2 separate regions of the Mus musculus genome follow, and region 2 is linked to region 1. The links are chromatin contacts, found by POLR2A ChIA-PET in ENCODE. All regions are on one chromosome and are shown on one strand. The core of a region is the stretch at or near the end of the contact, and the rest is flanking DNA. Distances in the headings are between cores, read along the strand shown.

Region 1 (6,218 bases), core at 2,187-4,686:
AACTCCTTAGATCCTTGTGCCTCCAGATCCCCAGAGGGGGCTGGGACTGCAAGTGTGTGCTACTACATCCAGGTCAAATTCAGAGCCTCACATTCCACAGCAAGCACATTACCAGTGGAGCCATCTCCTTTGCTCTCTGATTTTTATGAGTGTAAATTCCATTGATTTAATTTATTAATTGATTTAATCTTTTAGATTGCACAGGTTTATTGGGGAGCAGATATTTGCAAATATACTTTGAAAAGCTACAAATCGTATTTGTAAAGTATCACAAAGACTCTTTCAAAACAATAGTTCTAGGACTGGCAAGATGGCTCAATGGGTCAAGATGGATCTTGCTTCTAAGCCAGAGGACCTAAGTTCAATCCCTGCATCCCTAGTGGAAGAATGAAAGAACAAATTTTCACAATGTCATGGCACACATGTTACATATACATACCCATGCACATAAGTAGATAAAAAATAGCTCTATAAAACACATGCTCTTTTAATGGCTCAACGCCTAAGTTATATCAATGCTGATGCAGCCTACAGAATCTTTCTGTGGGTTTTTATGTCAATATCTACCTTCCAAACTCAGGCTATTGACAACAGTGCCACAAATTACCATTTCAAACATGCGATGTCCTTCAGTTTACATTTGCAGATTCCTGTGAAATAGCATCTTCCAATGAAATCCACTGTGCTGGAGGATAAAAAAGTTTACAGACAGTCAAATATACCAAGACTTTTAATTCTAAAATGAGATAAAAATTTGTCATATGTCCTCTCTAAAAACTGTGTGTGTGTGTGTCAGTAGGGATAGAACTCAGGACCTTATAAATGCTAGGCAATCATGCTATCATTGAGCTATATTCCAAGAATTCCACCTTTCTTTTAAATATGTACAGTTTAAAAGTATTAAATATCATCACACTGTTGTGGGATGACTCTCCAGACCATTTTCATATTGCAAAACTGAAACTCTATACTTACTGTATAACAACCTCCAATTTCCCCTCTCCCCACTTCCTAGCTATCACTATTGTTCTTCAGATACTTCAAATAAGCAGAGTCATACCATATTTGTTGTTTAGTTACTGGTTTGTCCCATTTAGCATAATGTACTCAAGGTTCACCCCATTACAGCGTGTGACAAGATCTCTTTCCTTTAAGGCAACCTTCTGGGCACCCACTTATGGGACGAGTCAGTGGGGACTTAGATGACTTCTATCTTTTAAATTGTGGGTGCTGCTGCTATAAATACAAGATGCTCATCTGAATTCTTTGGATGGATACCTATAAGTGGAATTAATATGGATCATATGGTAATTCTGATTGAATGAAGAACCACCAAATCGTTTCTCTATAGCAGCTTTACCATCTCAAAGTCCTGCAGCCAGGGCCCTGATTTTTCCACAGTACCCCAATGACACTTTTAGTTGTGATTTGGCGCAAATTTCATAAATTCAGAGCTGAATTAGACTCTCAACTATAATCATAGTTAATTTTGTAAGAGTTGGGTAATATTTGTGCTTACTATAGACATTTGGCAGATTTATTCCTCTTGCAGAGAACTGCAGGTCACTTCCCAGCACCCATATCATGAAGCCCACAACTGTCCAAACCAGAGGACCTTCCATCTCTAGCCTGGAGAGTACCTTCCATATCCACCCCTCCTCAAACATACACACAAGTACACAGAGTGACAAAATAATAAGATAAATCTTAAAAATCAATGCATTCACTGATCCACACCCATCTTGGCACATGAATCCACTGTGATTATAATTCCAATAGAGAAAAACAAGCAATACAGAAAACCTGATTCTATGCTAGACTCCAACATGTAACAACCCAACCTGAGACTTCCTTATGACCACAGTTTTATGTTGAAGAGATAGAATATTTCAGATTTTTACGTGAGCATATCTAACTAAAACAACATTGGGATCATAGAACCTTTGGGACATTTGGTTTTACGGTTTTATTATCTACTGCTATTTCGTTATACAAGTGCACCTACACAAACAAAATAACACCTCATTTACCTTGGTAATAAATGATGACTACCTAAGCAAATTCACAAAATATTTCAAAGGGGTGCAGAGGCTCTATGTATAGTTTTACTTCCTTATGTTTTAAAATGCTCAAGTTTGCTATCTTTATTAACCATGAATTTCACTTTAAATGAATCATTACACACTTCTTTCCAAGTGGCTGTTAAAGACTTGCTTCAGTGAGGAAGGGTGTTTGGACATGGCATTGAGCCTTAAGAGTCAACATAAGGGATGCACAGACACATGACTCTAAGGGCCTGGAAGAGTGACCTCAGTACTGACCACGCTGGGCAAACCACAGGCTTTGTCCAGACAGTCTGCCCACTTAGATAAACTCCAAGGGAATCATCAGACTGGTGGGAGTGGCTAGAACACCAAATGATAACCTTGACTCCCAGGGACCCATGCCATCCACTGTCCAGCTAAAGGGCCACCCGTCAGACTTACTTGGTAGGAGGGATGTCTGTAGAGAAAAGGTCTATGTCAGTATCAGCCAGCAAAACAGCCTTCATTCCCCTAGAGCTGAGAACTTGTTTACAGAATTTGCAACACAGGATGGATACGCATCGGTCTTTGAAAGTACAGTTGTTGGTAGACATAGCGTCCCACGTTGAAAGAGGTGCAGAATTTTGAAAGGGGAAACTTTGATTTCCTCAGGCTAACAATCAAGACGGAAGGCCTCTCGTTCTCTACGCTCTAAAACTGGGAAGAGAGTCCTATTTTCCTGGTGGAAAGGGAAACTTAGTATTTATTGAGTAGGAAGAGCAAATTTTACTTCCTTTTGACTTGGGGAGGGAAGGGAAATGGAGTTCAAGGTGGGGAGAGACAAGTGGAGTTGAAGGGAAACTTCCGCAACAGGTTTAACTTTCTCTGGTCTTCAAGAATCTTCTACTCTTCAGCTCCGACCCCGGCTCCGGAATTGGGCGATTTCCCAGTTCCCAGCGGGCTTCTTCCCTTTAAAGCCTCGCCTCTCTGACCACTCCCAGCGCGAGCTCCGCCCGCAGAGCGCTCCAATTCTTGCTCAGCTCCACGCGGCTTCTTCGTAGGATTCAACGCCCCTCAGCCCTTTCCACGCGGGCTCTGGCCCCGTCCCGCTCCCTCTTCTCGGAGCTCGCCCGTGGGCTTTCTCCCTTGCACCACGGCTCTCGGCGTCCTCTCCCGGCCGAGCTCTCGCACTTGCGGCCCGTAACCCGTAAGGTCTCTTCCACAGCGGTCGCTCCGAAGTGAGCAGCGGTGTAGCGAGGTGGAGGGGAGAAGCCTCGGAATAGGCTCAGTTCGCGCTGCAGTCAGTCAGCGAACACGCCGGGTTTTGCTCTTTCTTCCGCTTTCTCTGCTTTTTCTAACCCGCTGTCAGTTTGAATTGCCTGCGCCGAGCAGGGATTGGGAGGACTAGAATTTGCCCCAGACCCACATTGGAAGGCCAAGGGCCTTCTCCTGACGTGAGCTCAGAGGCCACGCCCCAGTAACGGTGCCGATATCAGATCGGCTCTCTGATTGGTTAATATTAGCTCAGCCCCTAAGATCATTGGCCAGCATCTGCTCGGCTTAAACCCTCCCCCCTGTGAACTTGGAAGACACACCCCGAGTTTCTTATTGGTGGATACACTAAGGTCCAGGCCGTTCTCTACTATTTATTGGCTGAACTTCCCTCCTCCCTTTCCCGGTCCGATTGGTCCCGTCTTCTCTTGAGAGTTTGTGTTTGGCTGTCGCTTCCATTTTATCCCGCCCATCAGCTTTACTTTAGGCTTCCACAGGCCGGGGAGGAGCTCACTCTAGGACTGCGCCTAGGCAGCTAGTGTTCGCCACACCTCTAAGTTTCGTCAGCCCCGCCTCTACTCCTGGCGTCTATGGATCAGTTGTTCCTATTGGCTATAGTCCCCGTCAGTCGCTATTAGGCGGGCGGTGATTGGCAAAGGGGTGGGTTCAGCTTCCCGGCGGGGTCTTGCGGAGTTGGCGGAGTCTCCTTAGGGAACTGGGGGGCCGAACTGCGTAGAAGAGGGTGGCGGGGAGGAGAACGCTAAGTGGGAAGCGGAACCTTGGGCCTGGGACCGGTCGCGGCAGAGCCAGGTAAAGGCTCCTTCTCCCCTTCCCTCCCCGTACGCCCGGCTGCTGCTGCTCTGACTGAACAAACCGGGACTGGGCGGGTGGACGCGTTGCGGATGCTGCTGCTTTCGGCGCCGCCTTAGCCGTGTCGCCGCCCGCGGTCCTCATACCGCCCTCCCCGGCCCTCCAAATCCCCCAGTGCAGCCCATAATACTTCTCGGGACTGTTCATCTCTCCGCCCATCCCTGCACTGCCGAGGACGGTCCTCACGCGGCGACACCGCCCTCCCGCAGCCCCTTTGCACACGGTTGGCCGGGTCCACCTAGGGGCCTCGCCGTAACGGTCCGCTGGTCTCGTCCCTGGTCTCCTAGCCTTGGCTGCCAGCCCAGGACCCGGAAAGATGGGGTGTTCCTCACGGCTTGCAGGGTGCTTTCTCCGTCCAGCCCTCCAGTCTGTCTCCCAGGGCTTCTCCACCCACTCTGATACCCAAACCTCATGCGGGTCCCGAAAGTTGCCAACATCCTACACTTCACGTTGCAGCGGTCCACCGCGGTTTCCCTCACTGCCTCGCCCCCAAAGCCGTCCTCTCGGCGCCCTCTCTGGTCGTCCAAGCTTGGGCGGCTCGAGCTGGCCCGGGCTCTCTCCTGCCTCAGGACCCCACCTCACGCCCGCCTCCTGCTTCCTGTCCTCCCGCACCGCGCGGCCTCTGCTCGCTCTTCCTGCGCGCGGCCCTTCCTCCAGCCGCCGGGAGTAGGCGACACTGCCTGGAGCCGCTTGTGCGCCGGCGGGGACAGGGCGGCCTAGGAGGCAGGGGCCCGCCGCAGCATTGGAGCTCTTCCCTCAGCCTCCTTGCCGCCGCCTCTCGCGCCTCCCGGAGCGACTCTCACTGATGCCTCCCACCCGACTGGGATTGGGTGCGGTATTTGTGATCCCTAGGCTTGGGGGACAAAAAAAATACTGGGGGGGGGGTGCCATTTAGAGTCACTCTCATACCTGGCTTGGGGAAGGCTACCGCCGCCTGCCGCCTCCCATCTCCGGGTTTTCCCGGTTTAGACCCTCGCCTCTAGCTCGTTTCCTGCTTCTGCCGACCACATTGTTTTCCTGGATGTCCCGTGCGGAGCGGGCCCTTCCTGCAGCGTCCCCCCTCCACCCCCCTCACCCCCCTCCCCGGTTTTGCTGCCAGGAGAAGCTAGTTACCAAAAACAAAACAACTGGGAGGAGGGGTGGCAGGGGAAGAAAAGTTGTGCCCATCTGGTTGTCCCCTCTGGTATGGATCCTGTAGATGTCTGGGAGGTGCCCCAGCCGGAGGTCAGGGGCCGCGTCGCGGGCTAGGCGGGAGGACCCCTCTTGGGCTAGCAGGGTTGGGAAAGCGCCGAGGTGCCGCAGTCCCCACCCGCAGCTCAGCTTTCCCGCCGCAGTCTCCGCCCGGAGCACGCGCTGCCGGCTGCTCCAAAGTGTTCTCTTTCTGCCTTAAAACCTGGAGGGAACATTTTTCCTCCCTACATTGATCGCCACGCCGGGTCTTCGGGCGGAGCGGGCGTTGTTAGGCCAAGATGAATGGGCCAAAGCTGGACTTGGAGTGTCATCCCCGACCCCACCCCTGTTGCGATTAGGATCTTCCCTCCGACTGATCGCCCCCTCCCCCCTTTTCTTGCATTTACAGGCTAGTGAACCGGAGCAAAGACTTCCGACCCACTCTGCGCTGCAGCGGCACCCTTTTGGGATTTGATTTGCAGAATCTTTGAGCTGGTAACACACACACACACACACACACACACACACACACACACAATCCCGCGAAGAACGCCTAGCCCTCCTCTGGCACCCCAAGACAAACCCACTCCCTCCTAGGGACACAGCTGGGCGCGTCCACACCCCCGCATCCCCTACACCATGTTGTGCGGAAGGACTTCCACTCCCAGCCTGTGTCGTTGATGTCAGACCCCAGGCCAGCCTCCGGGCGCTGCAGTTCTCCTGGTTAATGCTGCGGTTGTGGTTAGGGCTTTAGTACTTAAGCCAGCCGCCGCCGCCCCCCACTTCCCCACCCCCGGCCTCAGCGCCCACAGTCTGCATGTGTGTGCAGTAGCCGGCTGCCCATCCCGCCGCTCGTGTTCTCCTGGAGCTCTGGATACCACC
Region 2 (5,583 bases), core at 2,839-5,338, 250 kb after region 1:
AGGGAGGAGGCCATTTTGTGAAATCAAGCACAGAAAATTTTAATTTCTGCTTAGGGAAGCTCTGCTAATTTAGATGACCAAATGACACTCACATGGGAATAGCAGACAGTAGATGTGTGAGTCTGGAGTTTGGGGGCATGAAATGGATACCTGAAATCCACTAAGATATACTCAAATGGAGATTCCTGAAATGGTGTGTCGATGGGAAAGGAGACTCTCATAAAGGAGGGACCAGCAGAAAAAGATGTCGAGAACCCAGCACCTAGGTGTCAGAAGAGCATGTCTTTAGGATTTAGCAGCAGAGTGCCTGGTAGGTAGGGGCCGGGGTAAGCCACAGAGATGACACCATGCATCTTACGCAGGGCCATCTCAGAGCAGGGACGTGAAAGAGGGACAGGCAGACAGCCAGAGAGAGGTTTGTGCTAAGGGGAACCTAGGGTGATGATGGAAGAAGCTGCTGCAGCTGGGTCGCTGAAAGCAGGCTGGGGGAGAGCCTGATTTCTAATACACATGCCACAGAGTCCAGGAAAAGGAAGTATTTGACAAAAGTGAGGATCAACTGTTGAATGTGCCAAGGAATAAGATGAAGCTGGTGTCAAAAGTAAGCATTTGCTGGGCAATGCTTTAATAGCAGGCCTTTAATCTAAACTTGGGAGGCAAAGACAGGAGGATCTCTGCGTTCAGCGCCATCCCCATCTACATTGCAAGTTCCAGGACAGCCAGGACTATATAGAGATACCTGTCTCAAATACTAAAAATGGAGAGGGGAATGGGACTTCTTGGTACATAGACCCTGTCGAGAGAGAGAGAGAGAGAGAGAGAGAGAGAGAGAGAGAGAGAGAGAGAGAGAGAGAGAGAATGAGTGAATCTAACCGGGTGGGATAGGCAGCAAAGAAGAAAAGACCCAGCATCCAGACTGGACAAAGACCAGGGTTTGTTCTGAAGATAGACAGACTTGAGAGACACATTTTTCTCTGTGTACAGACTCAGAAGAAAGACAGAGGAATATGGGGACAGATGAGTTGCATAGCCCCAGTGAAGGCAGTGGTGCCAGCAGAAGGGACACATGGTCCTGTCTCTCGGGAGCAACAGCAGATATTAGGGTAGTTACGGACCGGCCGTGGCTGCTGAGGAATGAGTTCACTTTCACGTGCAGGGTCTTAAGCTGAGTGTGGGAAGGAAGAACCACGTTTCCAGATTAGGAATGATGACGTAATTGCACAGGGACCAGGCCCTTGGGGCCTGGGTAGTACACCCACAGACCCCTACCCACCACTTGGGAAGAACCAGAGTTGACTTATGAAGGTGTCGGGGAACTATAGGTTCTAAGGTTTTGGCACTTAGCCCCTGTGACTAAGTACAGTCAGTATACACAGCCCTGTAAACAAGGCCCACACATACCACCCTGCTCTGTCCTTTCTTTCTTTTGTTTGTTTGAGACCTTTCTTATTTTTAAAGTACTGGAAAGCAGTGTGTGGGGGTGGGGAGGGCGCCATAGCTACTATTGGGTATGGAATTCAGCCTCATGCATACCGAGCAGAACTACTGAGTTACACCCCAGCTGCCGGATTTTTTTTTTTTTTTTTGAAACAGGCTCTAGCTCTGATGCCCTGTTCAGTGTTGCAAGATATTTGATCACACAATGAACCCCAAGTATGTTATTTACTGGGGAAAAACAAACTGTTTCTAGTTGTGGTGTGGCACAGCACTTAGCACTCACCTTTAATCCCTCTAGCTGGAATACAGACACGCCCTTAGTACCTTTCACCCCAAACAATGAAGGTAACGTTAGTTTATAGAAGGAAGCACCCACATTTGAAAGTGATATCACACACATACACTTATACATTCATACACATGCACCCATACACAGACACACATATACACACATAAACTCAAACAACACATGCAGAGTCACACATGTATACATTTACACACACACATACACTCATAGACACATATATACTTTACACACAGAAATCTCACACACACAAACTTGCCTCTGGTTCTTGTGCTGCCTTTGGATTACCGCTATTTCTATGATTCCTTGGACCTGGGAAAATGCGGCAATGTCTGTTATGAACATCCTCTTCCCTCCAGGCTTCTAAGCCACACACACACACACACACACACACACACACACACACACACCCCTCACACACACACACTTCACACACACACACACACACCACACACACACACCACACACACACACACACACACACCACACACACACACTTCACACACACACACACACACACACCACACACACACACACACACACACCACACACACACACACACACACACCACACACACACACACACACACACACACACACACCACACACACACACACACACACACACACCTCACACACACACACACACACACACACACACAGCTGGGACACAGGCATGCAGTCCTATATCTTGACCACACCAAGGATGTTTCCTCCCAGAGTCTCCAGGCAAAGTACCATCTATTACAGTTTCACCTTGCTGGCTATCCCTAGTGTCCCAGGTACAAAGCCCCGAACAATTCATGCTCTTTGCACCTCTGGCCCTGCTTCCTATGCTTGCACTAGTCCTCCTTTGCTGCCTAACTCAGAGCACCCAGCAAGGCTGGCAAGCCCTTCCTGCTCCCCCTACAAGGTCCACAAAACCACTGTTTGCTCAGTATGCATTGCCATGCCTTCATATCACATCCAGCATCCCGCATCTCTGGGATTAGATGCCCATGTCTCCCTTTTCTGTCCTGAGCACAGTGCCTGCTTCACAGGAGATACTAGGCTTGGCTCTTGTGTTAAAAGGTGTGAAAATCCCTGGGTGGAAAAGGAGAATAGGCTTGCCAGTGAAAGGAGAGTAAGAGTGCAGGTTCATGGAAGAACATGAGTATAGCCTGCAGCATGGTCAAAGTGACACTGCAAATACCTCGTGGGCCTGAGGGGTACCCTTACCATAAAAGTAACCCAGACTTTCTAGACTGATGGAGTAGCCACATTGAACAGGTCCACCTTGCTAGAAAAGGGGGTCTTACAGCACCTGTTAAATAATGTGCTAGAGAAAATGCATGCTTCTGTCCTCTCCAAGTCCATGATCGACAAGTGCAATCCCCCATGTTCTTGCCAGGTGGAAACCTGTAACACACAGGCTGGAGTGTGGAACCCTCAGGTCTGCCCCTCCTGGCCTCACTGTGAAAAGCCACTGTAAGGGCTCTAGCTGTCACATTATCATTGGGTGGATCTGTCAGCGACAAGCTCCGGGCCTGTTCTTGCCTCTCCTCCCTGTGGTGGGGTGGGGCTGGCAGAGGAAATCACCAGGTGTGGCCAGGGGAAAGTCCCACCAACATTCTAGAGAAACATGGAATTTCCTGGGTTTTAACCCCTTGTCCAACTGCCCACTCAGAGCTGACCAGAGCAGCACAGCCCCCCTTCCCGGCTTCCCAGGATATCTGGAGTACTGGCTTATGGCTGGGAAGGTGGGCAAATTACTAAAGGTGTACAGAACTTGATACCATCAAACATGGTCTGAAAAAAAAAAACCACTTCCCAGATTCTCCATCCCCCTGCCATCCATACTACCTAAAGCACACAGTGCATTTGAGTGGCTGTGGTCAGAAAACGGCACCAGGTGGGAGCAGGTTTTGCTGTGTGTAAGGTCAGAGTAGGGGCTATGATCTGGGTGTGTACTTGTTCTTGAAAGCTCTAAAGGAAGATAAGTCCTGTCCAGCTTCTAGGAGGGGCAAGCACAGGTCCTGGCTCTTTCTAGGCAGTTTTCAACTTGGTTAACTTGTTGGACTTCTTTAGTTAACTTTAAGCAGAGCTTTGAATTTCCCTCCAGAGATGCCAGCATAGTACTCAGTGGCCTGTCACAGAGCCCCCAGCCTCCGTTCTTGGCTTCCTTGTGGCTCAGGCGATGGCCCTATGGCTTCCACTTGACAACTCACAGAATCCTCTTTCCCTTTACTGAAGGGGGAGTGGAGGTGTGTGTGGCAGCCGTTGAGATGCCTGTCCCTTTAAGAGCGAGAGGAAGGGAGGGAAAGAGGAGGGGAGAAAGAGAGAAAGAGAGAGAGAGAGAGAAGTGAATCAGGAAGTATGATAGTTAAGAGCCTGGGACTGGGTACCCCACTGCTCTCAGAGAGGCAGGAAAGAGACCTTCAGGCTCAAGACCATCACCTGCTTTGCCTGTGGATCCTGGGGGGCCCCATAGCTACCAGGATCTTCTAGGCACTGCCCAGGATTGACTTCAAGGCCTGAATCCCTGGGGGTGCCACCCAGTTCCACAAGTCTGCATTGCCCTGCAACTGAGATAGGAGATGGGGTGAGTGTGTAGTGTCTGTGGAGGAGGGTGGTGTGGGGAAGCCAGTGGGGCAGCTTCAAGTCAATACTCAGCTGAATGCCCGAGTCCTGTGTTTTTCTTGTGGTTGCTGGGAGCCTGGTAGTGTTCTGCACTCCCTCTGTGGGAAAACACTCTCAGAACGGACTGCTTGGAGGCCAGTGAGGGGCAGGGACCATGATGGCCCTGAGAAGAACCATGATTGGCCAAAAAAAGCTCCCCTCCTGGGCTCTGCTTCTCAACATGCTGATGCAAAGCTGGGGTTCAGCTTTGGGGGCCTCTACTGGCCTCTGCTTGGGATCTTTCCCCTGGGGCCCAAATAACCAGGAGAGGTTTCCAGAACAGCTGGAAAGAAGCTGGACACCGCCCCCCCCCCCCCTCTGCTCGCTTCAAGAACTGTAGGGAAGGTGACAACAGGAACAAGTTAAAGGGCTGGGACTGGTGGCCTTTGATGGGGCTGAGAATCAAACAGCACAGCAACAGCACGAAGGGGCCTCTCATCCACCCACCCTTCTCTTTCCGGTGTAGCTCAGCTCCTGGACTTGCCCCAGACAGAAAGCAAAACACACACTTGCCAGGGAGAGTCTTTGCCTGATTCTGAGCCACTTGGAGTGCAGGTATGTGTATCTGCCACAGAGGAGCCCCCGAGGAGGATAGGAGTCTGTGGGCAGGCTGGCGTTGACTCACAGAAGGCTGCTGTGCTGCACCTTCTATGCACAGAGGGTCTTGGGGATGGGAGGGTGGATGGGAGGATGATCCAGAGATAATCCAGATGTGCCACAATCAGAGCTTCTAGGTACAGAACCCAGGGCCATGCTGCCCATCTGGGATGCTGTTCTGTGCACCTCACTGCCCGCCTTCCTGACTGCAGCTATGCTTTGCCCCAGTAGCAGGGCTTGGTTGAGGACCAGCCTAGGTAGAGTCATGAAGGTGACACAATCTGCTGCCCCCAGCTGAAGGTGACACAATCTGCTGCACCCAGCTCCCAAGACTGCAGCCTTGGCCTCCACTTCAGTGCCCTGTCTGAGCCTTGCATTGGGCTGACTCCTCAGCCATACAGAGAAGCATGGACAACTCGTTCATGTTGCCTTCAGAAGGTCTCATCAGCATCCTTACCTTTGCCTAAAGCAAACATGTGTGTGTTGTCTGAAACTGGGGTGTGACTACTGATCTCTTTAAATGGCTTCTGGCTCAAAAGCTTACATTCTCCAAAGTTTGCATTTTCTTTTGTTTTTATTTATTTACATT

What was found. ChIA-PET counts read pairs that join two places held with the same protein, here RNA polymerase II (POLR2A).
Region 2: POLR2A ChIA-PET joins it to region 1 with 16 read pairs in Patski. The contact joins the promoter of Ikbke here to the promoter of Fam72a in region 1. POLR2A ChIA-PET finds 5 or more read pairs at or near these places in 3 of 5 experiments (Patski and embryonic stem cell).

Annotation. Positions count from the first base shown.
Region 1 is chr1:131,525,121-131,531,338 of GRCm38, reverse strand. Fam72a (family with sequence similarity 72, member A) reads right to left here and starts at 3,436. Exons shown (of 4, transcript NM_175382.4): 1 at 2,487-3,436; 2 at 608-685. The coding sequence starts at 2,638. It overlaps Srgap2 (SLIT-ROBO Rho GTPase activating protein 2), which reads left to right and starts at 3,978. Exons shown (of 23, transcript NM_001081011.2): 1 at 3,978-4,106; 2 at 5,746-6,218.
Region 2 is chr1:131,278,068-131,283,650 of GRCm38, reverse strand. Ikbke (inhibitor of kappaB kinase epsilon) reads left to right here and starts at 4,088. Exons shown (of 22, transcript NM_019777.3): 1 at 4,088-4,320; 2 at 4,864-4,952. All of the region lies in intron 1 of Gm51644 (a long non-coding RNA gene), which reads right to left.